5 separate regions of the Homo sapiens genome follow, and regions 1, 2, 3 and 5 are each linked to region 4. Evidence: chromatin loops called from intact Hi-C (ENCODE). Cell type or tissue: MCF 10A. All regions are shown on one strand. Links, peaks and the distances in the headings refer to the core of each region. The heading gives the core; the rest is flanking DNA. Region 1 has its middle 78 kb from the start of DNAH14. Region 2 overlaps LOC105373281 (a long non-coding RNA gene). Region 3 has its middle 23 kb from the start of WDR26. Region 4 overlaps FBXO28 (F-box protein 28). Region 5 overlaps NVL (nuclear VCP like).

Region 1 (6,399 bases), core at 1,429-5,428, 740 kb after region 4:
GTTATGGAAAACAGTATGGAGTTTCCCCCAAAAGCTAAAAATAGAAGTACCCTGTGATCCAGCAGGTCCCACTGCTGGGTATATATATCCAAAGAAAATGAAGTCAGTATGTCAAAGAGACATTTGCACTCTCATGTTTATTGCAGCACTATTCACAACAGCCAAGATATGGGATCTACCTAAGTGTCCATCAACAGATGAATGGATAAAGAAAATTCAGTCTTAAAAAAGAAGGACATCTTGTCAGTTATGACAACATAGTTGAAACCGAAGGACATCGTGTTAAGTGAAATAAACCAGGCACAGAAAGACAAATACTACATGATCTCATTTTTATGTGGAATCTAAAAAAGTTGAACTCATAGAAGCAGAGAGTAGAATGTTGATTACTAGGGGATGAGGCAGGGATTGGCAGGGATAGAGAAAGGGGAGATAATGGATCAAAAGGTACAAAGTTTCAGTTAGGGGGAGTAAGTTCAAAAGAGCAATCATATGTCATGGTGACCACAGTTAAGAATAATATATTGGGTCAGATGTGGTGGCTCATGCCTGTAATCCCAGCACTTGGGATTTAGGAGGCTGAGCCAGGAGGATCGCTTGAGCCTAGGAGTTCAAGACCAGCCTGAGCAACATGGTGAAACCCTGTCTCTACAAAAAAAATACAAAAATTAGCCGGGCATGGTAGTATGCACTTGTAGACCTAGCTACCCAAGAGGCTGAGGTAACAGGATCAGCTGAGCTTGGTGAGATTGAGGCTGCAGTGAGTTGTGGTCATGCCACTGCACTCCAGCCTGGGCTACAGAGGGAGATCCTGTCTCAATAATAATATATACTTGAAAATTGCTAAGAGAGTAGATTTTAAGTGTTCTCACCACAAAAAATAAGTATGTGAGGTGATACATATGTTAAATTCTTGATTTAGCCACTCCACATTGTATACATATGTCAGAACATCATGTTGTGTCAGAAGCTTTGAATCAGAGCTATTCCATCTTGAGTAGGGGCTGGGTAAAATAAGGCTGAGACCTACTGGGCTTCATTTCCAGGTGGTTAGGCATTCTATGTCATGGAATGAGATAGGAGGTCAGCACAAGATACAGGTCATAAAGACCTTGCTGATAAAACAGTTTGTGGTGAAGAAACCGGCCAAAACCCACCAAAATCAAGACGGTGACAAAAGTGACCGTCTGGTCGCCCTCACTGCTCATTATACACTAATTATAATGCATTAGCATGCTAAAAGACACACCCACTAGCACCATGACAGTTTACAAGTGCAATGGCAACGTCAGGAAGTTACCCTATATGGTCTAAAAAGAGGAGGAACCCTGAATTCTGGGAATTGCCCACTGTTTTCCTGGAAAACTTATGAATAATCCACCTCTTGTTCAGCATATAATCAAGAAACAACCATAAAAATGGCCAACCAGCAGCCCTTGGTGCTGCTCTGCCTATGGAGTAACCATTCTTTATTCCTTTACTTTGTTAATAAACTTGCTTTCACTTTACGGATTCACCTCAAATTCCTTCTTTCACGAGATCCAAGAACCCTCTCTTGGGATCTGGATTAGGACTCCTTTCTGGTAACAGTTGTACACCATAAATACATACAATTTTTACTTGTCAATTTAAAAAATTTTTAAAAGAGAAGAGAATGAGAGAATGAGTCAGTGATCATAATTCAAAAGTGGGCAGATCATGAGGTCAGGAGTTCGAGACCAGCCTGACCAACATGGTGAAACCCCGTCTCTGCTAAAAATACAAAAATTAGCGGGTATGGTGGTGCACCCCTGTAATCCCAGCTACTCAGGAGGCTGAGTCAGGAGAATCACTTGAACCAGGCAGGCGGAGGTTACATTGAGCTGAGATCGCGCCACTACACTCCAGCCTGGGTGACAGAGCAAGACTCCGTCTCAAAAAAAAAAAAAGCATCTTCCTTGTTGACATGGTCATTTTCCAAAATGAATGATACCATCTTTACACTTATCATCTGGTGCTAGATTGAAGGTGCTCTCCTCTGAAGCATTTACCTACAGATCTTACCTGATGGCTGCCTTTTTGAAATCTGTGTCTGACGACTGAGGGGTCACCATGTTATTGCACCCACACACACGGTTGAGATGGGGCCCAGGTAGCAAGGGTCTTTGCCTACTGTATCATTGAAGCTCAAAAGCACACACAGAGTTTCCATATTGTATTTGGATCACTTTGGTGAACTGGAAACAGTAATCTGGCTGTGAGGGTAGTAGGTTTTCCCAGTGGGGAAGATGCCCCCCTAACCACAGGCATCCCATTGGTGTGAAGAGAAATGAGCCAGGAGCTTTCATCATCATCGGACCATCAGACCACACACATGCGCCCTCACACTCTGCTTCTAAATGCCCTGAATGCCTTAAAGGTAGAGAAAACACATTTTCTTTGGTTGTGAATCTGTGGTATGAACATAAGCAGAGGGTGCTACCTCCTTTGCCTTGTTTTGATATTTATTTGTTCAGGGACCATGTATTGAGAGGTATCTACATGCAGACACTGTGTTAAGCTGAGAGCAAATCTGGGGCAGAGCACAATAAATAGTCAGTGTTTGTGGCTTTTAGATTGATGAGCAAATATTCACACAAATAAATGTTCAATTCATTGAGTTGTCACCCTTTTCAACCTCAGACTGAGCTCCAGAATGGGGACTAGGCCATTTCACCTCTGCACCCCAGCATGCAGCCCAGTGTTTGGAGGAGTGGGTGCTGAGAAGTTGGCTGAAAGCACCATCCTCGTGCTGTCTAATGTCAGCTCCTGCAAGGGAAGCTCTTGGGTCCTAGCACCAAGGGTAGAGGTCACTGTGGTTGTCCTGCCAAGATATGCTCTCCTGAGGTGGCTGTTGGAGGAGCGGCGCGTAGAGACATGGAGTGCATCTCAGAGCTCAGACCTTGGCCGCTCCTCTGGGATGGTCGCAGCATCTCTCTTCCTGACCACACTACAAGGGTTGGTGACCAAAAGGAATGTTTGAGCCTTCAGTAGTTACAGAAGTGAGGCCCTAAGCACTGCCCATCCAGTGCAGGCTTGGAATGGGGGTCGTTCCAAGGTGTCCACAGTCAGACCCACCTGCTCCAGGGTGGCTGAGAGCATGAGAAAAGGTAACTTGCTCAGAGTGCTCAGTACTGACCTATGCTGGTCAGTGACAGCTGCCAATAAACAAGGGGGTGGGGACTGTGCCTCCCAAGGTAGGCCAGCCTAACTCTGTAAAGCACTGTTAGTTTAACTGTCCCAAAGCGAGCTATGGACAAGAGCCTTGAAGTCCAGTGTTTTATAATGGGCATAAACACAAGGTGCCAGCTTGGAGGACTTTCTGCTGATGCCCTCAACAGAGCCAGCTCTGGCATAGTGCCCTCTGCTGGTGATGTGGATCCATGCTCGGCAAGCCCGGGAAAAAAGGCAGGTCAAGACACTTTGAGACTCCTTCTCAGGCCACCACATGGTGTTTAATGATTATTGTTATATTCTAAGTTGATAGAAGTGCACTCTGGCCCTTAGCTGGGGACCAAAGCAAAGGAGTGGAGAGGAGCTAGGAGGGCAGTAGCAACACGGGGACACCCTCTAAGCAGCAGCTCAGCCCGTCCCTGCCCTGGCCTTTCAGCCCCTCACTCCTCCTGAGTCCTCTCAGCTCACTGCCATGAGGTGTTCTATGTTTCCTCCACGGGGCTGGGGGATCCGAAGGCAGGCACTACTTTGACTTTCTGCATCTGGAGGCCACAGTAGGTACTGAATACACCTTTGATGGAAGGGCTCATCACCTGTTCCGTTCCCACACTGTTTCCATGACAAATGACTGAATGCAGACTGTGCTCGAGAGGCTCGCACAGCAGGGCCGCTCCCACTGCTCTGTTGCTTAAACAGGAAAGGGTCCAGCCTAGGGCACCGAAGGCAAAGGAGCAGAGGGGGGTTCTCTCAATTCAGTGAGGGGCACAAAAGGCAACCCACCCCCAGCTCATCCCTGGGAGCCCAGAAGCCCATGAAGAAGGCTTTCTGGAGTGCCCTGGTTGTCCAGCATGGTACGGACAGACGGTGGGGCTAGTCAGCAGTAGCACACCTTGGTCTCCACTGCATCTGGGTTTGAATCCTTGTGCTTTCACTTGCCAGCTCTGTGCCTGTTAACATCTCTGAGCCTCTGTTTTCTCATCTAAAAATAGAAATGATGATAATACAGTCCTTTTCTGAGGACTACGTGAATTTAGTTATGTAATGTGTCACCTAAAATGATGCTTAACACATAGTCAGGGCTCAAAACCGGTTGTCATGGCTGCTGATATGGCTATTCCTAGGAACGTTGCAGAGATGTGGGAGATTCAAATGAATCCAAAAATTTAAATTCCGGCCTACCGTTACCTACAGTTACCTGCAATACACCATAGATATCGTGAAATGGAATAGAACAGTTTCAAGATGACATTAATATTTTAGTTTTTACCCTTTGATAAATCGCTTCGCATCTTTGGGTCTTGGTTTCTTCATGAGGAAAATGATGTAGTATAATTCAGTAATCATATGCTACATATAGTAATCATGCTAGGATCCTGAACATGAGATCATATAATACAAACCTAATCTAGGCAGTCCCAGCTTCTTGCAAAGTTGCATTTCCCCTACTCAATTATTCAGTTCTGAATATACATATGTACGTATATACGTGTGTACGTATGTACGTGTGTACGTGTGTACGTATGTACGTGTGTACGTGTGTACGTATGTATGTATGTTACTGCCTGCTGCCTTACTTGACTGGTTTAGAAACCAAGCGTCAGCCTGATTTATGCTTCCTGATTTTTCTTGGACAACTGAGTCAGCATTTCATCTTATAAGGTCCCCATCTAGTGGTAGTAAAAGAAAATTGCAAGGCCGTAAGTCCCCTTTTCCCATCTGCATTCCTGGTCCATAAAAGTGGGACAGATATGAATGAATGAATGCTGAGAATGGGACGAATCAGGTAAAACCAACTCAAGATGTGAGTTCTGAGTTGGGTCTTGAAATAAAATGGCAAACATAGATTGCCAAAGAAGCATTGTGAACTTTCCTGGTTGGAGGTAAGTCATGCACTAAAGCTCTGCATTGAAAAGAAGGGGAGTTTGGCATTCTTGGCCAAAAAAGCAACTGTTTGGGTGACAGTGGAGGGGCCATGTTGGTTAGTTGGGAATGACAAGAATGGTATAACTGGGCAGAAGAGTTTAGACTTGATGTGACAGTTTTCTAAGATGCCAAGTTGGTCTGTTACAGAATCCGCAACATATCAGTAGGGTTCCAAATCACACTCTCAAAAGCAGTGTGGCCCATGCCCTTCTCTATGGGTCTAAGGCTCTCTTCTTAATGGCTTTTATAGAGCTGTTACCCTCCCTCTCAACTTCTGTTAAGTGCATGGGTTTTGGATTCAGAAAGTCACCCTGTGTTCTTGAGAAAAGTATTAACTTCATTTTTCTCATCTGTAAAACTGCAGGAGGATGCAGGTTGATGTGAGGATTAAGTGATGTGATCTGAGCATGGAACCTAGTGTACAGCCTGACACAAAGTATAGCCCAATAAACAGCATTATGAATGCCTTTCTTTCCTCTCATGGATCACTTCATTGTCCCCTTCCTTTGAGTTGCTTATTTTTATAAAGGTCTCTTTTGTGTCACGTTTGTGAAACAGGATGTTAAACACAACTTTTTGTATCCTCTTAAGGCTTTAGCAAAAGCACTGGGGGCCAAGAACAACAGGTGCTGCACTATAAATGCAAAAATTATGAAACCAGCTTTGACCCCTATCCCATCAGCCACCTGGCACATATGTAAGAAAAGGCAAAGGTTTCATCAAGGGGTTCAAGAGGCCAGGAAAGGGCTGCCAGGATGCAGTGCACCACCCGCTGCCCCACCCATGGGGGCTGAGGAGGGAGGGCCTTTTCCTTCTCTGTCAGCTCAAGAGAAAGAAACCACCAAGAGAAAACTCACCTGGAGACATTGTCATGGGCTCTCTGGCGTTTGAGGGATCAGCCTGAAAATAACTGAAAGAACTCTGCCCCCAAAAGCCTTTCTGCCAGGCTCAGGCGTCTACAGCAGAAAGAAACTGGGGACACTGTTGGAAGCAGTGGCTGGGGTGGGGTTGGGGATGAGAAGCTTGTACATGGTCAGCTGGAGGACCAGCTACACCAGGGAAGGGGGTCCCCAGGAAGAGCATTCTCCGAAACCCATCAAAGCTCTCAGTCACAGCCAGAAGGCCTTTTCTGTCCCATGCCTCCCCTCCAAACCCCTGAACCACGCTGGAAAGGCCCCCAGGGAGGTAGAGAGTGAGACAAAGAGGAGTCTAACCCCTGAGGGAGGTCCACGCTGGAGCAGGAGGGAAAATTTAGATTGAATGGGAGTCTAGGGTTTTGATAAT
Region 2 (6,399 bases), core at 1,018-5,017, 420 kb before region 4:
GCATCAGTCTGGGCAACATAGCAAAACCTGGCCTCTACAAAAAATTACAAAAAAAAATTAGCTGGACATGGTGGTGTGTGCTTGTAGTCCCAGCTCCTCAGGAGTCTGAGGTGGAAGGATCATTGAGCCTAGGAGGTCAAGGCTGCAGTGAGATATAATCAAGCTATGATCGTGCCACTGCACTCCAGCCTGGGTAACAGAGTGAGACCGTGTCTCAAAAAGAGAAAGAGAGAGAAAGGGAGAGTTTTAGGCTAATTTAAACAGAAAACATTTTTGAAAGATTATTTTATTGTTACAAGATGGACTGTGATTGATGTAAAAATACCAACAGACACAGTAAAAAGATATAATTCCTCTAAATATAACTAGAAGACACAAGAATTTCACAGCATGACCACAGCTGTACAATACAGGACGTTAGCCGTGTTCAGAGTCAAGTTCCTCCTGCCTTCGAGTGCCCAGGAAGCTGCCCTCCTGTCAACAGTACCCAGCCACAGGAATGAGAATCCTACTAGGTCCTCTGATAAGCTCATTTTGTCATTATTGCCTTTAATTCCCCAAGTGGCAATCCCCATCCTAAATGCTCTAGAAGGCTCGTTTCCATCCTGGCTAAAATATCCTGATGGGCTGACATGATCCAACCAACTGCAAACTGAGAAATAACGTCTCCAACTTGCCCTGCGCACATTTTCTCCCTCCTCTCAGGAGCCAATGTGAGCCAGTCCCGCACATTCCAGAGCAAATAGTGTCTGGACTGAATCGATGGCTACTTGTAGGCCTCTCCAGGATCCAACCATCCCACGTAGGTCTTCTCGAAGTGCTGTCCACTCAGAGAAGATCTGGCTGAGGAAACAGACACACAGAGGCCACGCAGCCAGAACCACAGCCCAAATCAGCCCATAGGAACAAGGTGGGGAGACCACCACTACTGCCCCCTGCTGGACACTGGGCAAACTCCTTCGCGGAACTCACAAGCCCTGTGTGTCCCGGCACCTGCTCTCTTCTCTGGCCCCATCTCCCATCACCATCCTCATCTGACAGTCCACACTACAGCCACCGAAACTTCTCTCAGTTCCCAGCCAATTACTCAGTCATTTTGGAGCCCTCTCCCCTTCCTATCCTCTCTCCGTCTATCCATCCACCCTTACACTAATTGAACTCAGCTCTCAGGCCCCAGTTGATGACTTCCTCCCTTAGGGCCAGGCACGGTGGCTTACACCTGTAATCCCAGCACTTTGGGAGGCCAAGGCAGGTGGATCACTTAAGCTCAAGAGTTCAAGACCAGCCTGGGCAACATGGTGAAACCCCGTTTCTATGAAAAATACACAAAGTAGCCAGATGTGGTGGTGCACACCTGTAGTCCCAGCTACTCAGGAGGCTGAGGTGGGAGGATCACTTGAGCCCAGGAGGTCAAGGCCACAGTAAGCCATGATCACACCACTGCACTCCAGCTTGGGTAACAGAGAGTGACCCTGTCTCAAAAAAAAGACTTCCTGGCCATGCGTGGTGGCTTGTGCCTGTAATCCCAACACTTTGGGAGGCCGAGGCAGGTGGATCACTTGAGGTCAGGAGTTTGAGACCACCCTGGCCAACATGGTGAAACCCCATCTCGACTAAAAATACAAAAAAAAAAAAAAGAAGAGTCGTCCGTGTTTGCACGCACCTGTAATCCCAGCTACGCAGGAGGCTGAGGCAGGAGAATCACTTGAACCTAAGAAGCAGAGGTTGCAGTGAGCCAAGATTGCGCCACTGCACTCCAGCCTGAGTGACAGAGTGAGACTCCATCTCAAAAATAAAAAAAAAAAATTAAATGTAAAAAGACTTTCTCAGTGTATGTGGTATATCCAAGACAATAGAATATCATTCCACCTTAAAAAGAAGGAAATCAGTTGGGCACAGTGCCTCACACCTGTAATCCCAGCACCTTGGGAGGCCGAGGCACGTGGATCACGTGAGGTTGGGAGTTCAAGGCCAGCCTGACCAACATGGAGAAACCCCATCTCTACTAAACATACAAAATTAGCCAGGCGTGGTGGTGCATGCCTGTAATCCCAACTACTCAGGAGGCTGAGGCAGGAGAATTGCTTGAAACCAGGAGGCGGAGGTGGCGGTGAGCCCAGATTGCACCTTTGCACTCCAGCCTGGGCAACAAGAGCAAAACTCCATCTCAAAAAAAAAAAAAAAAGGAAGGAAGGAAGAAAGGAAATCCTGTCACGTGCCACAACATGGATGAAACTTGAGGATATTATGAGGATATTATGCTAAGTGAAATAACCCAAGACTCCCCAAATCTGGGTGAGGATCCTCAGTAATTTGTCTCCATAGCGCTTACCACAGTGAATTGCAATGGCCTGTTGCCCATTGTCTATGTCCTCTGTAAGGACAGTACAGTATCCTGTTCACGGTTGAAGCCTCAGTACCCAGCATTATGCCTGGCACGTTATGTGTGGTCACAAATAATGATAGATAGACAGATAGATACATAAATAGATGGGTCAGTTCATGAGGAACTCAGTATCAGACTCCAGAGGGCTTTGGGATCTGGAGTCATGACTGCCTGAGATCCAAAACAAGACATTTTGCCAGTTTTACTTGTTTATGCTGAAAAGCATCAAAGGCCTTTTGAAATAGAGGTTTCCTTTTCCATGGCTAAATTAGGGGTTTTCTTGCTTTGAAATAACAATACTGCTTTTTGCCACGTGGTGGAGCCAATACAACATCAAACGGGCCCCAGGAGGCGCCATTTTACCGTCATCACCTGCCTGGGCAGGACCACCCGCTATAGCTCACAGTGAAGAGCATGATTGTGGTGTAATAACTTTATTACTACAGGCTTATTTTTGTTGTTCAGGAAATCTTGGTGACCTTTAAAACTTCCCAAGACACACAAATCATTCCAGTTGCACAAAAGGATGGAGCGGGTTATTTTCTCTCCAATGAGAGCCTGTCAACCTGTTGGTGCAGAAATACATGTGCAGGCTGTGTTTAATTGTGAGTGGGGGTTGGGCGCGGTGGCTAACGCCTGTAATCCCAGCACTTTGGGAAGCCAAGGCGGGTGGATCACCTAAGGTCAAGAGTTCGAGACCAGCATCGCCATTATGGTGAAACCCCGTCTCTACTAAAAATACAAAATTAGCCGGGCGTGATGGCAGGCATCTGTAGTCCCAACTACTCGGGAGGCTGAGACAGGAGAATTGCTTGAATCCAGGAGGCAGAGGTTGCAGTGAGCTGAGATCATGCCACTGCACTCCAGCCTGGGTGACAGAGCGAGACTCCTTCTCAAAAAACATAAAAAGTGAAAATAAAAATAAAAATCGTGAGTGGGAATAGACTAGGAGAAGCCCCCAAATTATTGTATCTTCATAAAGCCAAGCTCACACTTGGGAGGCTGAGGCAGGATAATTATGGAGGCCAGGAGTTCCAGACTAGCCTGGGCAATATAGCGAGACCCCATCTCTACACACACACACACATATACACACACAAATTAGCTTGGCATGGTGGTAAATGCCTGTAGTCCTAACTACTGAGGAGGCTGAGGTGGGAGGATCACTTGAGCCCAGGAAACGGAGGCTGCAGTGAGCTATGATCATGCCACTGTACTCTAGCCTGGGTGACAGAGCAAGGTCTTGTCTCTTAAAAATAAAAAATAAAAAGCCAAGTTCTTCTCCATCAGGGCCTGCTTCTGAAGAGTGGGCAAGCAGGACCATGGGCCTACAGTCCTGCTATCAGAAGAAGTTCTCATGGACCCTGGAACACCTGTGATGGGGCTCAGGAGCCTCTCCACCAGAGCTGCCTAGAGCCCTACTCCTTCCCCACCAGCCTGACCACCACACTCACCTCTTTCACCCTTCACTTCCAACCCCTCCAATTGCCCTTACAAGGTCCTATAGCAGCTAGTCCCTCCCCACCTCTCGGCCTCACCTCTGGCCTCTTCTGGCCCTTGACAAAGATTCTTTGCTTGACCAAACTTTAGTGAGCCTCCTGATCCTTTCCTAGGCCCATCTGTGCACTTCCTTGAAAAATTCAGTTTTAACGAGGACCCTGCTAAGTCAGTTTAGCTAGAACCCCTCAACACCTTGCTATCTGATCATCCCCAATATCTAACTGTGCTCCTCATCCTCCACCATCTAGGTGATGTCCAATGACCCTGTCCTGTCTTCAGCAAGACTCGGTTAGGGGGTTTAGCCAGAATCCCCCTTATTCTTTACGTTTACTCTTAGTAATTATCTGTCACTGACCCCCACTCTGCTTCTTGGCTATGCATTCCCACCTGGCCGTGCCATATTCCGAGTTGAGCCCAATCTCTATCCACCCCGCAAAACCCCATTGCAGTGGCCCCTATGCCTATTGCAACAGTCCTGAATAAAGCCTTCCTAATCATACCTCAACAAGTGCCACCGAATAATTTTTTCTTTTCTTTGACACCAATCTCACATTACTACCACCACCCTCCCCCAGGACCCTACTCCCAGAACACACTCAACCACCCCCATCCCTACATAGAATGCTCAGGGCGCCAAGGGGGCGTCCAGGGACTTCATGGTTTCTAGCACTTTGTAGTCCACCGAAATGCCCCCAGGAGTGGCAATCAAGTGGAGAGGCTGGGCTGTGTGTTGATGGCCAGTCTGGTCCCAAGTAGACCCCATAGAGATGTCCTGGGCCCTTCATCCCCCCTCCACACCAGCACCAGCACCCACAACTTAGGGACAGACCAGTCAGCCCCAGAGAGAGAGAGAAAGAGAGAGAGGGAGGAGGGAGCAACAAGAAATGCTTGCACAGCTCTGTTCTGCAACATTCTTATCTTTCTCCTAGAGGAATTCAAGCATTAAACCCTGGGGGAGGAATCTTCTGGTTCTCTTGTAAAGGAGGGTACACTCCACCCCACCCTAAACTCAGACATTTGAAGCAATCCTAGTGGATAGTAAATCTGGGCTCCTCAAAGTTCTCAATTCAGGGACTCCTTTAGCATGACACAGGGCCCAGGGAGCATTTCCCTCACCCTAAATCAATGATTCTGACATCAAAGATGCCAACAAGTTTTCCCTGGGAACGCTTTGTGCCTATGACCCTTCGTTCAACAAACCTTTACCAAGCACCCACCAGGTGCCAGGCACTATGCCAGGATCACAAAGGTGAACAAGAAAGACATGGTGTCTCATTCAGAAATGGATGGGCTAGCGGGGAAATGGACACTAAATATTTGTATCACCAGGTGATACGCGCTCTCACAGAAGTTACATAAAACGTGCCAAGATGACAGCTCTAATTATTCACTATTGTGCTTTTCAGTTTATATTCAAGTCCACATTGCAGAATACATGTTAGAGAGCACTTATGTCTTGACATGACTTGCACTTTTGATCAGTCCATAGACTGCTTGAGTGGAAAGAAATTCCTCTAAGACACTCCCTTCTGAGTATGAGTCAGAAAGCTGAGGTCTCCCCAGCATAGCCGGGTCAGGGGCAGGGTGACAGGGCCTCCCGACACACGCAGCATCCAAGCAGACTGAGCAGAGCCTGCAGAGCGGGCAGCAGGATGGGACCTCTCCCGAGAGTCTGGAAGCCCCAGCTGGCTCCGGCCCTCTCTAGGGCTGCGGGACCCTCCCTTCTCTGGCCTCAGCTTCTTAGCTGCCTTGGTTAGACTGGACAGGAGGAGACAGCTCTGCCCTCCTTTCCACCTCTGAGCTTATGCTCTTGTGAGTCTCATTCTTGCCATGAAGAATTGAAGAATCTTTGTGCTCTGAGTCAGAAGCTATGTGGCCGCTTTGCTAAAATGTGACTCAAACACAGCCTCAGCCCTGAGGCCCCTTTCATTATATTCCCTTATTTGGTCCCAGGCAGCATTTCCATATTCTCTCTGGGGAGCTGGTGGGCAGAGCCTTTCTGTGGGCCAAGGAGGAGCTCAGGTGCCAGACACTCAGACTCTGATGGCTCTGTAGCTAACTGGCCCATCCTCAGAGACTAACGCAAAGGAACGAATTTCCAGGATGTTCGACTATGTGGAGAAAACAAAAAAAAAGCAAAGAAAAAAATATTTTTAAAGAAAGAAAGAAGGCCAGGTGCAGTGGTTCACGCCTGTAATCCCAACACTTTGGGAGGCCGAGGCAGACAGATCACCTGAGGTCAGGAGTTCAAGACCAGCCTGGCCAACATGGTGAGTCAATACTAAAAATACAAAAATTAGCCAGGTGTGGTGGTGCACACCTGTAATCCCAGCTACTCAGGAGGTAGAGACAGGAGAATCACTTGAACCCAGGAGGTGGAGGTTGCAGTGAGCTGAGATCGTGTCACTGCACTCCATTCTGGGCAACAGACTCCGTCTCAAAAAAAAAAAAAAAAAAAGAGAGGGAAGGAAGGGAGGGAGGGAGGGAAGAAGGAAGGAAGGAAGGGAGGGAGG
Region 3 (6,399 bases), core at 1,495-5,494, 340 kb after region 4:
CAATATTGTGAGTAGTATCATTTACAGGCTCATTTCTACTAGTAAGTTTTTTTTTTTTTTTTTCAGATCTCTGCTTCTAGCTGTCCTTCCACTCTATCAACTAATATTTCTTTTGCAAAGCTAGGAGGCTTGGTAAGGTTAAAAATAATTCAACTATATTGTGTTGAACATAATTGAAATGTCATAAACCATCCAGAGAGCAGGAGAACCAGTTCTCTCTTGTTTCTATTGGTGTAGTCTGTTTACATTTCTGGTCCCGTCCCTGAAGCTTGGACTGAGAGACCTGGTGAGGAATGTTTCCTCTGTAGTTTCGACAGGCACAGCTATTTGTCACTGCCTCAGAAGCTGCGTGGCTGCAGGTGAGGAAGGCTGCCCTTATGGGAGGGATAATTATGGTCAGTGACCTGTCTGAGCTTGGCCTCACTCTGCACCCAAGCTCGTGACTGGCTCAGAAAGTCTTCTGCTTCTGTGTTCACATCAATGATTTCCTTCCTTGCTTTCTAGAAGAGAATCGGCCTCTGGTACTGGTGAAGAGACCGGAGATTTTCAGTTAGGCATTTTACCTGGCTGAGTGCAGGGCTTGGAGGTGGAGTCGCTTGTGGAAGGATTAACTAGAGGGAGGAGTCACTGTCATTAGGATACCATACACATGGCAAAACCAAATATAACCACCCACCTCCTCTGACTCACCTACTTAAAGCATGAATAACCTGGAGGGGGTGGTGGCAAGCAGGTACAGAGATGCTCCTTGACTTTCAGTAGGTTTGTATCTCAATAAACCCATTGTAAGTAGAAAATATTGTAAGTCGAAAATGCATTTAATCCACCTAACCTACAGAACTTCATAGCTTAGCCTAGCCTACCTTAAACGTGCTCAGAACACTACAGTAGCCTACAGTTGGGCAAAATCATCTAACACAAAGCCTATTATATAATAATGTCGAATATTATGTAATTGAATACTGTACAGAAAGTAAAAAAACAGAATGGTTGTATGGGTACTCAAAGTATGGTTTCTACTGAATGTGTATTGCTTTCACACCATCATAAAGTTGAAAAATTGTAAGCTGAACCATCATAGGTCAGGGACCATCTGTATTTGAATGAGTGAGGTGGGGGCCTGAATCCACCCTCCTCCTCCTCTCACCACCCCATCCTCAGGATACACATAGACCAGTGAAGTCTGTCTTGGCCTTGTGAAACCCTTACCATCTGAATGGCCTAATGAAGTAGAACTTGTGACTGATAGGAAGACTTTGGAGAGGTTTGGAATGTTCTTTGACTTACCAGGAATCTAGTAGACCCAGGATTATCCAAATGTCACCAAACAGTGAGTTCAGTGCCCAGAGGGGAGGCCCATTATTAACCCTTCCTTGAGGTAGACACACCCAGTGTAGATGAGGGTGATGCTGGGTGGTCCCTGCCCAAGGCTTAGTCTGACCCTACTCAGGAAGGGGATATAATAGGAATAGCATTATGAGAGGTTCTTTCTGTTCTGTACCCCTTATGTGTTATAAGATAATGGAGGAAAATCTCAGTTGCCAAACCTGTGTCGGCCACATTAAAGCAACAGTTACTATATCAGTCATGGTAAATGAATGGTGGTCCAGGTATAAACATTGTTTTACCCCTTGATATTTTTATATGAAGCATTTGGCTTGAACCTTATGTTTGAAACATCAAACATAGTGTATTGTCATATTGAATATGAATACTACCAGTGTTTTAATAATAACTGACATTATATTTGTGGCACCACAGGTGTATCATTTTAAATTCTCTATATATAGCATTTAAAGTGTATAGTGACTAAAGTAATTACTGTTGCTTCATGTGGTGAATATGGGATGTGCCAGTTTAGCAGATGTGGTTACTCAACTCACATAAAAAGGTCACCTTAATCTGTCAGAAATCGTGGAAGTCACATCTCAAGTAGGATTGAAACATGCATAATATGGTCCATGAAGAGGGCACTCTTTTCTTCCCTGCTCCCCTCTCCTCACACCACCTCCTGCTTCTTTTCACAAGCTCTGCATTGTTCTGCATAGCAACGTTCCATCCACAAAAAGCTCCAGTGTGTAGGGGGTCTGAATCCTGTCTGATCCCTTCCCTAGCCCCATAGCTCAGACATGAGATGTGGTCCAGGGAGCAGCCTAGACAAGTGCCAATGGGACATGTAAAGATTCCCCTTTCTTTTCTTTCTTTAAGTGTTTTTTGGAGACAGGGTCTCACTTTGTTGCCTGGGCTGGAGTGCGGTGGTGCAGTCACGGCTCACAGTAGCCTGGACCTCCCGGGCTCGAGCCATCCTCCCACCTCAGCTTCCCAAGCAGTTGGGACAATAAGTGCGTGCCACCACACCCAGCTAATTTTTGTATTTTTTGTAGAGATAGGATTGTACCGTGTTGCTCAGGCTGGTCTCAAACCCCTGGCCTCATGAGATCCTCCCACCTCGGCCTCCGAAAGTGCCGGGATTACAGGCATGAGCCACTGTGCCCGGCCAAAGATTCCCCCTGTCTTTTTGACACTCTTCAGCTGTGCCCTCCCAGGGAAGACATTAGCTCACTCTGCAGCCACTTGTGCCATTCTCGTGCCCTCCTTGCACAAGGCCTTGTCGTAACTGCTTCACTCTCCTGGTCTGCCAGTGCAGGTATCAGTGATCCAAGAAGATACAGGAAGAGGCTTGTGTGGGAGTCGCCTGGAGCCCTCCATGGTATGTTGGCTCTACAAGAGCTAGGCATGTGGTGCCAGGGCGTGGGAGCAGCAAGGCCACCCCGCTCAGGCCTCTGCCCTGGAGGAAGGGTGGTGTAACTGCCCCTGGACGACAGCCTGGATGTGGCGAGGGGAGACGGTCCACACCCTGCTCTCAAGCATGGAGGTCGAATGTTTCTAGGTCAGCAGCTCAGGACAGCAGGCAGGTCAGGCCTGGTAGAGGAAGTGCATGTGAGGAGTCAGTGGGAAGTGAGTAAGAGATGGTGGTGGTAAACTAGGAGGTGCTCCTACAAACAGAATTGGATTTTCCCTTTTAAAACAAGGATGGCCGTAGCTGAGCCCTCCTCTCTCTCTCTGTGTGTGTGTGTGTGTGTGTGTGTGTGTGTGTGTGTGTGTGTCCGTGTCCTCTTCTGTTCTCCGCCCCTACTGAAGGAAGGAGATAGCTCTGGCTTCCAAAAGTAGCCTTGCAGCTGTAGGAGGACTGACTCTGCCTAGCCTTTACATTTCCCATGTAAAATTTAACAGTGCTTTCACAGAGCTTCTCTAAAGATCAAAGGGTACCCAACTGAATGGGAATCTGTGGTCTGGGGATTTTTTTTTTTTTTTTTTTTTTGTCTGTAGCTTCCCTTCCTCCCTCCCTGCAACACTAAGTAGACGAAATATTGGGCCAAAGGGCCAAGGAATCCTGTTAAGGGAGGAATCTCGCGGTCTCATTTCCAGCCAGGCACTTTTCTGTTCTTGTAACTTTCCAGTCGTAATTTGGGGATTACTGTTGATAACTCTGACACCTGGTGGTCATTTCAAAAACTGCACTCTGGAAGAATTAAACGTTCACTTTTATCATTTTTAGTTGTTTTTCCACCTCCAATGTCAGTGTCAATAATATGCATTTTATAAATTAGTGATTATTGTTAGTTGAATGATCTATAAGTAAAATCCTTGCACATGCATTCAACAGAATACACTAGGATAGAAAATTTCTGAAAGGTATACCAGAAGCTATACATGGTGGTCCCTAGAGAGTGCAGCTAGGTGTGGGGAGGAAGCAGACTTATTTTACTTTATGCCAGTTAGTGCCCTTTGAAATGGTCTTAAACAGAAATAGTGTATTACTGTAATAATTATAGTGAAGTACTGCACTTGGGCAGGATATTCCCTTCCAGGGCTCCTACCCTCTCCTGATTTTGCATCCAGGGACGTCCTCTGTGCTTTTGAATGTATTAAGGAGTGACGTACGGCTGGATTCACTCTGATCTCATTCACTGACAGTGGTGGGAGAGCCCAGAGCTGAGTAGAAACTGGTTCTGGGGCATCGTGTGGCTAGGGTGCCAAAGCCGAGAAAGGTCCCGTAGTCCCTGTGTGGTCAGCAGGGAAGGCAGCAGTGCTCTGTCAGTATTGATTCTTCAGGGGCAGGCTGCCCACTTACCAAAGTTATGCTTAGCAGAGGGGCTCTGGCTCACTCCCCGTCCCTCATCCTACCAGGTGTGAGGCTGCCAGGAGCCGATCGCACAAGGCTTGGCAAGGCAGATGCTCCCCAGCTCCTGACATCAGAGAGAAGGGCTGGGATTGTGGCCTGCGGTTGGTGGGCAGGAGAGCCTGGTCTGATGACAGCAACCACCCTTTGACTACCTTCTCTGTGGCTGTTACTGTCTGATTCCAACCTTCCACTGTTGAACAGACCTCCTACCACTTTCCTACTACTCCCCCTAATGATAACATACTGAACTCACTTTTATGAATTTGTTGAGACCTTACCACTTTTCAAGTGTGTGTTCAGGAACAGCAAACTTTTGTCTTGCTTGGATCCACCCACATACCCAAATCACCATGGGTATCAGACACACTGGGTAGCTGAGTGCTCAGAGGAAGATGCGAGGTATTCAGGGAAAGTGTCAGTGGGGTCTCCCAGTGCCTGTTTGGTCCACAGTTAGGAGAGGCCCTGCTTGCACTTCTAATACAGTCCCGGAAAGACGGGGCCAGAACTTAGGAGGGGAGCGCTTTGCAGCAACTTTTCAAGAAAAGGGGAAAATTTAAGCACCATACTGTTATGTGGTCCTTGTACCCAGAGGCCCTGTTCAGCTCCAGTGATCAGCTCTCTTAGGGCACACCCTCCAAGGTGCCTAAATGCCATCCCAGGATTGGTTCCAGTGTCTATTATCTGTTTGACTCCAAATGGCCAAACACCTGACTTCCTCTCTGGTAGCCTGGCTTTTATCTTCTAGGACATCCAGGGCCCCTCTCTTTGCCTTCCCCTCTTTCTTCCTTCTACTGCTTAGATCAAGTCTTCAGCAGACATCATGTGACCTTGAGGATGGATGTCACATGCTGGAGGAAACAGAAGGCCGAAACCCTGATGACTTCACAGAGCTGCCAAAACAGTTCCTGACTGTTTATTCCGGGTCTTTAACAAAGTGATGAAAAGAAATCCTTGCAGTATGAAAACAACTTTTCTATTCCATGGAGCCAAACCTCATTATAACAGATAACGTGACCCTCAGCGATATCCCAAGTATTTTCCTGTTCTCATCTATACTATGGCAAAGGGGCAAATACCTCTCAGTAAAGAAAGAAATAACAACTTCTATCTTGGGCGAGGCATTTCTTCTGTTAGAACTTTGTACACGGAATAAAATAGATCTGTTTGTGCTTATCTTTCTCCTTAGAATTATTGAATTTGAAGTCTTTCCCAGGGTGGGGGTGGAGTGAAGCTGGGGTTTCATAAGCACATAGATAGTAGTGTCTCTTAGCTTCCGTTTAAATATGGGGGTAGCGATGTGGAGGGCCCAGAAGTATCAGAGAGGAGAGACAGGCTGCTCTGATTGCCTTTGTAAAATGCACATTTGAGCTTGTGCAAAGCCCTGGGCCTGAGCTCAGAAAAAGCAAGGCCAGGAATGAGGCTCTTGGTTCAGTTCCCCTGCACACCCTGGGCGGGGAGGGGTTGTTAGAGTCATGGAACCCCTATTTTTTTTTTTTTTTTGACCGGGTCTTGCTTGGTCACCCAGCCAGAGTGCAGAGGTATGTGCACAGCTCACTGCAGCCTCAACTTCCTGGGCTCAAGCGATCTTCCTGCCTCAGCCCCCAGAGTTGCTGGAGCTACAGCCCCATGCCACTACACCTGTCTAACTTTTGTACTTTTTGTAGAGACAGGGTTTTGTCATATCGCCCAGGCTGCTCTCGAACTCCTGAGCTTAAGACCAGGTTGCTCAAGTGATCCACCCACGTCGGCCTCCCAGGGTGCTAGGATTACAGGCATGATCTACCCCTCCTGGTTTATCTTTCTTAAGCTTGGAGTCATCTTTTTAAAACAGCCACAATGAGGTATAATTGATATACAATACACTGCTTATATTTAAAGTGGATAATTTGATAAGTTTTGCCATATGTTTACATCTGTGAAACTGTCACCACAATCAACAGGGGGATCATATCCATCACCCACAAAAGTTTTCTTAGGCCTCTTCCCCCTGAGAAAACCCTCTCTCTGGCAGCCACTGAACTGCTTTCTGTCCCTGCAGATTCGTTTGCATTTTCTTAAGTTTTATATAAATGGAATCATAGAGTACGTGCTCTTCTTTTGTCTGTCTTCTTTCACGCAGCATAATTATTTTTTAGATTCTTGTGTCTTGTGTGTGTCAATTCTTTTCTTTTTATTGATGAATAACATTCCATTGTATGGATATACCACATCTG
Region 4 (4,000 bases), core at 1-4,000:
GGGACTTCGCCTTGGGGGCTCCTTGCCCCCCGCCCGGAAGCGGGCCCTCTACGGGAGGGGTAGCGGAGTTGGTCTTCCCACCTTCCGCCTGGCCCGAGAGTAGACCCGGAGAGGTCATGTCGCCTGCCTTTTGTATGCCGCTTCCAGCCCCCGGCCTGGGTTTGGGGAGAAAACTCAGAAGTAGGCAGATGATCCCAGCCAGGTTTGGTTTATCTTGCAAGAATAACGAATTGTTCCCCACCCCAACCACCCAAGTTTTCTTGTTCGAGAAGATTGAGTAGACTAAGGTGGCTCAGTGACCCCAAACCCAGGTAGAGGTTCCGAAGAATTCGAACGTGTTTACTTAGCGTTAGCCCCAGCGCCCTAATTGACCACTAAAGTAGAGCCTTGGGAAATGACCATTCCTGCTTTGCCTCATCCTAACGCTTCCCACCGTAGAGAAGCAACTTACCCCTTGACGGGTTTTTTCTCTTTTGCAATTTATTTTTAACTAGTGATTTACGCCCACCCACCTGCTTTAGGAGAGGTTTCTTTATACCTTAAAATCACAATAGGTCAGTCCATGATTTTTAAAAATAATGAATTTGCCATTGGGGTTTTACTTCACTCCAGAGGTTTGAAGATGTGGTGATTGTTAGTTCAGTTAGATATTTTGCTGCCTTTCAATGAAATTATCTTTAAGTGGTAAAGAAATTGAAGGAGGTGGACATTTTGAAGTGATTGCAAACCGATTCCATGGAGAAGCTAAATCTGTGCTGGGAATTGTTTTTAAGAGGACAAAGATATTTCTGAATGTGCTGTGTATAACATCTTCTTATTACTCAATATGCTATATTGTAGGCATACACCTCCACTTTCAAGTGGATTATAATTACATTTTTAAAGGAAATCATAACATTTTTAAAAGAGAACTTATAAATATTAATTCAAACTGATGGCCAATTTTTTTTCTAGTCAACACAGCAGTTCAACCATGCCAGTCTGCAGGATGGAAAATTTCTTCAGCTGAAAATAGATATTTCACAATTGATTGCCTCTGAATTTCCAAAACGTTTTCATTCTAGAATTTCATGTAGAATCTTAAATATTCCTTCAGATTTTTACAAACAGTGGCGTTTAATCAAAATTCGCGCTGTACATATACAGTGTTTGGAAAATTGGGCATATAACATTTGATTGAATTGAACCATTCAACCAGACAATGGCTTTGTAAATCTTGGAATATTCACAGTTCTGTTTTGTAAGTGTTGAGAAAAACTGAGTTTTATTTGTTTGTTGATCATTTTACTATTTTAAAAAAATGTAGTGGGGAGGGGGGAACCAGCCTGTCCTAACTAGAGTTAAAACACATCCCACAACTTATGAATAAATGACATCTCTGTCAGGTGAGATATTCAGCTGCATTCTTAATTTTTAAGCAGTTTTCTGGCCTTTTAAGGTTATAAATTTATAATTTCAAACTCAGATTTTTCATAAGGAGTCCCTTCAGTACAACTGCCCACCCCCAGGAAAAGATTCTGCCCCGTTTTACATGTGCAAATATGATTTTTGAGTAATGGGGAACTATTTTTTTTACTTAAGGCTAATGGATAATTCTTGAATAGATTAAATGGATAATCCTTTGTGGGGAGTTGGAAGTGTCTTTGCTTGGAAGGTACAATTCAAGTAACGTTAGAAAAGAAAGATGTTCTTTTTTGCCACTAGGTGTCAGCATTAATTTAATTATGATCTTTTCTGAAATTGGCAGTCAAGAGAGTACCTAGGTGAGCTGTACATGCCTTCTTAAGTAGCCATTTATACCTAAAGAATCGTTTGCAAAAAATCAAGGGACTTTAGTGTATGCTGCTATCTGACATATAAGTTACGTAGTTCTCTTCATTGTAAGCATATTTTTGAGTGGAATTAAGGCTGGATATGCTTTGAAGGGGGTAATATTAAGAACAGAATTAGTTTTCATAAAGCTAAATGTCAGTTGTTAGGTAGGAGTTAGTTTATGTATTGTTCAGGGACTTTTTTTCTTCCTTCTCAGTTTGCTTGTCTTATTGGAACCTCAGTTACAACTTTGCTTAGCATCTAATGTAGACAATAAATAGGTACACAATCCATGTACTTACTACTCTGCATTTTCTTTAAAAGATTTGCTCTAGGTTGAAATTGCTACAATAACATTTTTCAGTTATTTGTACTGTTTAGTTGATAATAGTCTTTGCTTCCTCTTACCATGAATAACTGATTTCCAAGGGACTGTGTGAATGCCTTATTAAATTGGATTTTTGGCTGGGCGCAGTGGCTTACACCTGTAATGCCACCACTTTGGGACGCCGAGGTGGGCAGATCACCTGAGGTCAGGAGTTCAAGACCAGCTGGCCAACATGGTGAAACCCCATCTTTATAAAAATACAAAAATTAGCCAGGCATAATGGTGGGTGCCTGTAATCCCAGCTACTTGGGAGACTGAGGTGGGAGAATTGCTTGAACCTGGGAGGCAGGGGTTGCACAACGTGAGCCGAGATCGCCGTCTCAAAAATAAAAATAAAAATAAATTGGATTTTTTTTTTTTTTTTTTTGAGACGGAGTCTCGCTCTGTCACCCAGGCTGGAGTGCAGTGGTGCCATCTTGGCTCACTGCAGCCTCCACCTCCTGGGGTTCAAGCGATTCTCCTGTCTCAGCTTCCTGAGTAGCTGGAACTACAGGCGCACGCCACCATGCCCGGCTAATTTTTCGTATTTTAGTAGAGACGGGGTTTCACCATGTTGCCCAGGCTGGTCTCGAACTCCTGAGCTCAGGCAATCCACCCACCTAGGCCTGAATTTATTTATTTTATTTTATTTTATTTTATTTTTTGGCCATTGACTATTGATCAAAAGATGTATCCTGAGTCTGGTGGTTTCACAGAAATTACTCCTTAAATATTTAACTCCTCCAATGTAAAATTATTTGGCTGAACACAACCTTTGAAATGACAAAACATGTACTTTGAGTTGTTTTTCCAGTAAAACAGAGAAATTTGTGCTGATGCAGCATTAGTATGTCACCCAGGCCCCCTTGGCAGGTGGGTGAGAGACTCTGAAACAAGTGGCAAAGGTTAAGAAGTGAGATCCTGGCTCACTTACAGTGCGGTGGCTCACGCCTGTAATCCCAGCACTTTGGGAGGCCAGGGTGGGCGGATCACTTGAGGTCAGGAGTTCGATACCAGCCTGGCCAACATGGTGAAACCCCATCTCTACCAAAAATATAAAAAATTAGCCAGGCGTGGTGGCACACGCCTGTAATCCCAGCTACTTGGGAGGCTGAGGCTTTGAACCTATGTAACTTTGGCTTATGAGCATTATATTCTTACCTACTGAAAAACAAGTATAGGGAGCTTTTTAATTAATTAATTAATTTATTTATTTATTTATTTATTTATTTATTTTTAATTTTTGAGACAGGGTCTCCCTCTGTCGCCCAGGCTGGAATGCAGCGGCGTGATCACAGCTCACTGAAGCCTTGATTTCCTGTATTTTTTGTGGAGATGTGATTTCTCCATGTTGCCCAGGCTGGTCTTAAGTTTAAACTCCTAGGCTCAAGTGGTCCGCCCACCTCAGCCTTCCAAAGTGCTGGGATTACAGACGTGAGCCACTGCACAGTATAAAAAGGGTAAAAAATTTTTTTTCTATTTATTTAAAGTACAATATAAAAAGGGAAAAAAAATTATCCTGTTTCAAACACTGCATTATATAATTTTACCTGCCCTACAGGAGGCTTTTAAAAGATGTTTTAGAGAGATACTATCAATTTTTTTCCTCTGCGATTCAACTGGAGCTCTTATCATTTTAATTGGAATCATATTAGTGGTTCAGAACATGAATTTGACTAAAGGTTAAGTTGAGAATTCTTGCCTATTTTCTGGAATGAAATTTTCCAGTCAGCAACAAAATACATAAATACGTGCTTTTGTCTCAAGATATTTCTCTAGAGCACTTTAGCTAATTAAATCTATTACCTATTTATAGTTCCT
Region 5 (6,399 bases), core at 931-4,930, 180 kb after region 4:
TGTAAAGATCACCTCCAGTTTTTTTGTTTTTAAGAAATAAACTAGACACGGTTCAGAAAGAATAAGTTAAGATGTAAGGATCAGCTACCGAGAGTAGTCAAATTCATTAAGACAAAAAGTAGAATGGTGGTGATGGCCAGGGACTGGTAGGAGAGAGGAATGGGGACTTACTGTCTGGGAACATGAAGACATTCTGGAAATGGATGGGGGTAATGATAACACAACAATATGAATGTACTTAATGCCACAGAATTGTACACTTAAAAATGTTTAAAATGGCCTTTTCAGTTGGAACTGCCATCTTCCAGTAATTCACCAAAATGATGAACACAAAGAGAAAGAGGAGAGGCACCTGAGAGATGTTCTCTAGGCCGTTCAGAAAACATGGAGCTGTTCCTTTGGCTATATGTATGCAAATCTATAAGAAATGTCATATTGTAGGCCAGGCGCCATGGCTCATGCCTGTAATCCCAGCACTTTGGGAGGCCAAGGCGGGTAGATCACCAGAGGTCAGAAGTTCAAGACCAGCCTGGCCAACATGGCAAAACGCCGTCTCTACTGAACATACAAAAACTAGCCAGGTGTGGTGGTGCATGTCTGTAATCCCAGCTACTCGGGAGGCTGAGGCAGGAGAATTATTTGAGCCTGGAAGGCAGAGGCTGCAGTGAGCTGAGACATTCCAGCCTGGACAACAGAGAGATACTCCATCTCAAAAAAAAAAAAAAAAAAAATTAGCTGGTGGGTAGTGCATGCCTGTAATCCCAGCTATTTGGGAGGCTGAGGCAAGAGAACTGCTTCAACCCGGGAGGCAGAGGTTGCAGTGAGCTGAGATTGTCCCACTGCACTCCAGCCTGGGCAACAGAACGAGACTCTGTCTCAAAAAAGAAAAGAAGAGAAGAGAAAAAGAAATGTGATACTGTAGACATCAAGGGAATGGGTACTGTTCAAAAAGGAATGTCCCACAAGTGTTACCACCACAAAACTGGAAGAGTCTATAACGTTATCCAGCATGCTGCTGGCATTGTTGTAAAGAAACAAGTTAAGGGCAAGATTCTTGCCAAGAGAATCAATGTGTGCGAGAATCAACGTGCATATTGAGCACATTAAGCATTCTAGGAGCCGAGGTAGCTTTCTGAAACACATGGAGGAAAATGATCAGAAAAAGGAAACCAAAGGGAAAGTGTCAGCATGCTCCACCCAGAGAAGTGCACTCTGAGAACCAATAGGAAGGAGCCTGAACTGCTGGAGCCTCTTCCCTGTGAATTCATGGCATAATAGGTGGTAATAAAAGACCTCTGGACTGTAAAAATGTTTCTCTTCATTGAGTAGAAGTGTAGTGTCCTCTTCCGCAAAGAAACATTTAAAGCAAATTTAAATTGTTGTCCTAATTCATTGTGTAATATCTTTACTATTCAAATTTAATGTATTTCTTGCTGAAAGATGTGAGGTGGCTTATTATGCAACAAATTACTCAGTTGGTTAGAAAACAGCCAGGTATTATTTATGAAATATCTGTACTGGTTTGAAGATAGTCCCTCTAAATCATCATGGAAGACATAAAATAATTTACAAAAACTTAAAAAAATGTTTAAAATGGTAAATTCTGTTATATATATTTTACCACAAAAAAGAGATAAGGATCAGTTAAAATGAAAAAAATTGAAGAAAATTATCTAGATTTACAATCTAAATCATTTTACTCAATCAGTTACTCAATGGTTAGGAGTGACAGTGATTATGCTAAGTAAGGCTGTCAGCGTCGCTTAAGGCATCTCAAAACCATGGGAACAACCACATCTTAAAGGGAAAGATATTTAGCTTATCGCTAGCTGGATCTCTTCCCTAATCATCCTTATGACAATGTTTGCAAAAGACGCCTATGACTGCTAGATATATTACCCAGTTACAAAGGAGTAAAATTACAGAGGCCAAAAGCACCAGAAAACAAGCACATCAGTACTTGTCAGTGACCTGGAAAGTTGAATGGGGGAAAAAAAAGAATAAATGATGGTCATCAGAATGTGGCCTAAAGAAAGCATAGTTTTCAACCAAGTATCACTTGATTGGATTTCACCTTTTTGTTTCCTGATCCACATGCTTTACTGGACTCATTCTCATTAGCGAAGAGGGGACCAGGAAAAGCGGGGTGCTAGGCCACATATTTACTGAGCATCTACTGTGAGGTACTGTACTGGCTCAGTACTGGTTTAGTGAGAGGTTTAAACACAGAACTAACAACCTAAAGATGCCATTTGCCTCTTATCCTTATTCATCGTGTTTACCATACGCACAAAATTTACTACTTGTCTCTGGCTATGCGTGCCAATTTAACAATGGAATCCACCGCGTTTTGGAAAACAGGTAGCACCTGAGAAAGTTCAGCTTTGCTCTGCACTCTGCCCTTTCCACCTTTTTTCTCTTTATCCTCCTAGTGTTGCCCACAGCTTTTTCAACGTCAGCCCGCACCATAACTAAGTAGATGGCCTACCCATTCTTGTTATTTAAAATGTTTTTTTTTTCTCAATTACTGCTTAAATATAATTTCTCTTCTAATTTCACACAGGCTTCTAACAGTTGTATTGGATATTCATCAGCTACTATATATTGTCATTGCTAATAATGACATAAACTTTTCACCATTTTTTAGTTTTAAACACAGTGATATTTGTTCAAGTGTGAATAATCTTACAGCTAATATTTACAGGGCTTGTGCTGTGTGCAAGGCACCATATCGAAGGTTTTATAAGAATTCTCTCATTTAATACTCTCAATAGCCACGTGAGATTTGGGTATTATTATTGCCCTAGTTTACTAGTAAGGAATGACAGAATTTATTCTGGTATTTTTATGGTTGCTTTTATAATAGCCTAAATAACAATTTTTACATTGCTTACAAGTTTTTTTTGGCCAAACTTAAGTTGAGGAAAGTAAAAGTGAGTGGAAAATATCATAAGGATAATATATTTTCAACATATGACTACAGGGTATGACGGCCCAGAATTTCTCACCAATTACATTTATGTTTGATTTCAAATGAAAAGGGTTATTTATCCAACAGCTGGTATCACTAAATCTACTTTAAATATTTAGCCATCATGCATAGCAAATTACCATGTTTATATTAATAAAAGAATGGCCAGTGAGTGGGTTAACAAATACTAGCATCAGAAAAAGCAGGATCTTTAATATAAGCTGGTAGCGTCTGACCACCTGGCATTAGTCATTAACTGACTCACCACAGCTTGCTCAAATAGTTCTCTCAGCTTCTGCTCAGACTCTCCGGATACTCCAGACACAATCTCTGGAGCAGCCACTTTCAAAATTGGCAGGTCAAGTTCCTATGCAGACACATAAAAGAATAACCAAATATTCAAATTTTAATTTCCCTACTTTTTCTTATCCAGTCCCCTCAAATTTTTTAAATAGCTAGTTTCCTGAGGAACTTCATCTTTTTATGTTGGCCCAGTGAAAAACACTATTTGAAAATCAATGGTTTTGGCCGGGCATGGTGGCTCAGGCCTATAATCCCACTACTTTGGGAGGCTGAGGTGGGCGGATCACCTGAGGTCAGGAGTTCGAGACCACCCTGACCAACATGGAGAAACCCCATTTTTACTAAAAATACAAAAATTAGCCATGCATGGTGGTGCATGCCTATAATCCCAGCTACTTGGGAAGGCTGAGGCAGAAGAATTGCTTGAACCTGGGAGGCGGAGGTTGTAGTGAGCCGAGATCGCGCCATTGCACTCCAGCCTGGGCAACAAGAGCAAAACTCCATCTCAAAAAAAAAAAAAATCAACGGTTTCATGCAAACACATTTAAGTGGATACCTTCAACTTGTTTTTATTTTATACATGTCACTATAAAATTCTATTATCTTTTCTGAATAAAGGGTCTTGACTTTCAAGAGGTATGTTATCCCCACTTAGGGCTGAGCCAAAGCAATTCTTCGTTTTTTTTGGAGAGACTGTGTCTCACTATGTTGCCCAGGCTGGTCCCAAACTCCTGGCCTCAAGCCATCCTCCCAATTCAGCCTCCCAAAGTGCTGGGGATACAGGAGTGACCATTCCTGGCCTATCAAAACAATTCTTACCCATCTGCTAAGGAGAAAATAGCAAGGGTTGTGACACAGATGTTTCCCACACATTCTGCTAGTATTTCTCCAAATCCTAACCCAGAGAGTAGCCAGTTACTAGTCAGAGGAGGGAGACTCTTTAAGAAGAGGCCAGGTGTGGACGCCCATGCCTGTAATCCCAGCACTTTGAGAGGAGTTTGAGACCAGCCTGGGCAACACAGTGAGACCCCACCTCTAAAAAAATAATAAATTAGCCAGGCATGCTGATGCATGCCTGCAGTCCCAGTTACCTGTGAGGCTGAGGCAGGAGGATCATTTGAGCCTGAGAAGTCAAAGCTGCAGTGAGCTGTGATCATGCCACTGCACTCAGCCTGGGCAACAGAGAGAAAATCTGTTTCAAAAAAAAAAAAAAAAAAAAAAAGAGAGAAGAGAGACTACTGTTCTCCCATTCTTGTGCTTATCTTGAAATTTCACTTCCTCAACCATACCTTCCTTGAACCCAACTCTAATTTGGGAATCCTAACATACCACATACCATTTTGCACTTCTTCTTGTCTTCCATTTATTATAGTCATTATTATGTACAGCATTTATTTATATGAATGACTGTTTAATGTCTCTCTCATATTAGAACTACGATTGTGGTACTTAACACTATATTCCAAAGTCTGGCATGCAGTAGTCAGTCATGTAATGGAATTATTAAACAAAAATGAAGCAAACCAATCAAGTCCCCCTTTACAAATGATTTTCTTTCATAGAACATTATTGTATTAGCGCTTGGTATAACATGCTATTTTTCTTTTTTCTTTTTTTTTTGAGATAGAGTCTGGCTCTTGTTGCCCAAGCTGGAGTGCAATGGCATGATCTTGGCTCACCGCGACCTCCGCCTCCAGGTTCAAGTGATTCTCCTGCCTTAGCCCCCAAGTAGCTGGGATTGCAGGCATGCGCCACCACACCCGGCTAATTTTGTATTTTTAGTAGAGATGGGGGTTTCTCCATGTTGGTCAGGCTGGTCTTGAACTCCCGACCTCAGGTGATCCACATGCCTCGGCCTCCCAAAGTGCTGGGATTACAGGCATGAGCCACTGCGCCCGGCGAGCATGCTATTTTTCTAATCGAAGTTACTCGGATATTTTACATTACTGTCCCCTACAGTTTCTGAAAAATCTGAGAGGGTTAAAATAAGATTGCTAACTTTTAATTTCTCAAAGTAAGTGTCTATTATTACCATTTTAGAAAGAATTATTTTAAAACTAAAAAGTATAAGAACATGACTCTAAATAAAAATTTTGAATAAATTTAGCTATATGAAAAATAATATAACCCTAGTTTTCTTATTTTACTGCTCCTTAGAACCACTGGGAGGGCAGGTGCAGTGGCCCATGCCTGTAATCCCAGCACTTTGGAAGACTGAGACAGGAGGACTGCTTGAGGCCAGGAGTTTAAGACCAGCCAGGCAACATAGTGGGCTTCGTCTCTACAAAAAAACAAAAACATAAGCTGGGCGTGGTGGTATGTGTCTGTGTTTCCAGTTACTCGGGAGGCTGAGGTGGGAGGACCACTTGAGCCTGGGAAGTTGAGGCTGTAGTGAGCCATGATTGCACCATTGCACTCCAGCCTGGGTGACAGTGAAACTCTGTCTCAAAAAAATAAGTAAACTGAAATAACTATTGGGTTAAAGGGAAAGCAAAGTAACTAAAATGTAAGCTATGTGTTAATAAAAAGGTTTGTTTAAAACCGTATTATTATGGCCGGGTGCGATGACTCACACCTGTAATCCTAGCACTTTGGGAGGCTGAGGCAAGTGGACTGCCTGACCTCAGGAGCTCAAGACCAGCCTGGGCAAGAGGGTGAAACCCCGTCTCTACTATAATACAAAAAATCAGCCGGGCGTGGTGGCGTATGCCTGTAGTCCCAGCTACTGGGGAGGCTGAGGCAGGAGAATTGCTTGAACCCGGGAGGCGGAGGTTGCAGTAAGCCAAGATCACGACACTGCATTCCAGCCTGGGTGACAGAGTGAGACTCTGTCTCCAAAAAAAAAAAAACTGTATTATTTTACTTTTTATCTAACTCTTGCCATATAAACAATTACATACATTAAAAAAAAAAATCCCTCAAGTTGCTCGTGAGAAACAATAAATAAACTAAATGAATAAATTCCACAAATAATACCAGCATGATAACAAAGGGATCAGTTCCAATGACTATGTTCTCTTCCTGAAGAATGCCATGTCTGGTTTAAGTTGACCAAAGAGAAAAAACAAAAACAAATAATAACAACAAAAACAGCAAAAGCAAACAAATGTCAGCAAGCCTCACCC

Evidence for each region. Peaks named below come from ENCODE experiments on the same cell type or tissue, not always from the same donor. Only the 100,000 strongest peaks of a DNase experiment are listed, where the experiment ranks them.
Region 1: it touches region 4 in a loop (21-fold over the local background); 4 of 110 quality-filtered maps call a loop at or near these places.
Region 2: a loop joins it to region 4, with 9 times the contacts of the local background. A loop is called at or near these places in 18 of 110 quality-filtered maps.
Region 3: a loop joins it to region 4, with 15 times the contacts of the local background. A loop is called at or near these places in 68 of 110 quality-filtered maps.
Region 5: a loop joins it to region 4, with 10 times the contacts of the local background. A loop is called at or near these places in 2 of 110 quality-filtered maps.

The regions. Positions count from the first base shown.
Region 1 is chr1:224,848,286-224,854,684 of GRCh38, forward strand. No RefSeq gene overlaps it. Among named protein-coding and RNA genes, the nearest start is that of DNAH14, 78 kb to the right of the region's middle. In MCF 10A, for the core only: CTCF peaks have their summits at 3,383 (motif pointing left) and 4,873 (motif pointing left); DNase peaks (open chromatin) are centred at 3,386 and 4,836.
Region 2 is chr1:223,695,676-223,702,074 of GRCh38, forward strand. All of the region lies in intron 1 of LOC105373281 (a long non-coding RNA gene), which reads right to left. It also overlaps a transcript of CAPN2 not described here. Among named protein-coding and RNA genes, the nearest start is that of CAPN2, 14 kb to the right of the region's middle. RefSeq lists an enhancer at 5,411-6,257. In MCF 10A, for the core only: a CTCF peak has its summit at 2,712 (motif pointing right); a DNase peak (open chromatin) is centred at 2,726.
Region 3 is chr1:224,454,212-224,460,610 of GRCh38, forward strand. It overlaps a transcript of CNIH3 not described here. Among named protein-coding and RNA genes, the nearest start is that of WDR26, 23 kb to the left of the region's middle. In MCF 10A, for the core only: a CTCF peak has its summit at 3,496 (motif pointing left); DNase peaks (open chromatin) are centred at 2,780 and 3,440.
Region 4 is chr1:224,114,618-224,118,617 of GRCh38, forward strand. The region is part of intron 1 of FBXO28 (F-box protein 28); the gene reads left to right. Among named protein-coding and RNA genes, the nearest start is that of FBXO28, 2.5 kb to the left of the region's middle. In MCF 10A, for the core only: a CTCF peak has its summit at 1,670 (motif pointing right); a DNase peak (open chromatin) is centred at 1,714.
Region 5 is chr1:224,297,326-224,303,724 of GRCh38, forward strand. It overlaps NVL (nuclear VCP like), which reads right to left. Exons shown (of 23, transcript NM_002533.4): 9 at 6,398-6,399; 10 at 3,237-3,338. Among named protein-coding and RNA genes, the nearest start is that of NVL, 30 kb to the right of the region's middle. In MCF 10A, for the core only: no CTCF peak of the experiment used is centred there; a DNase peak (open chromatin) is centred at 3,246.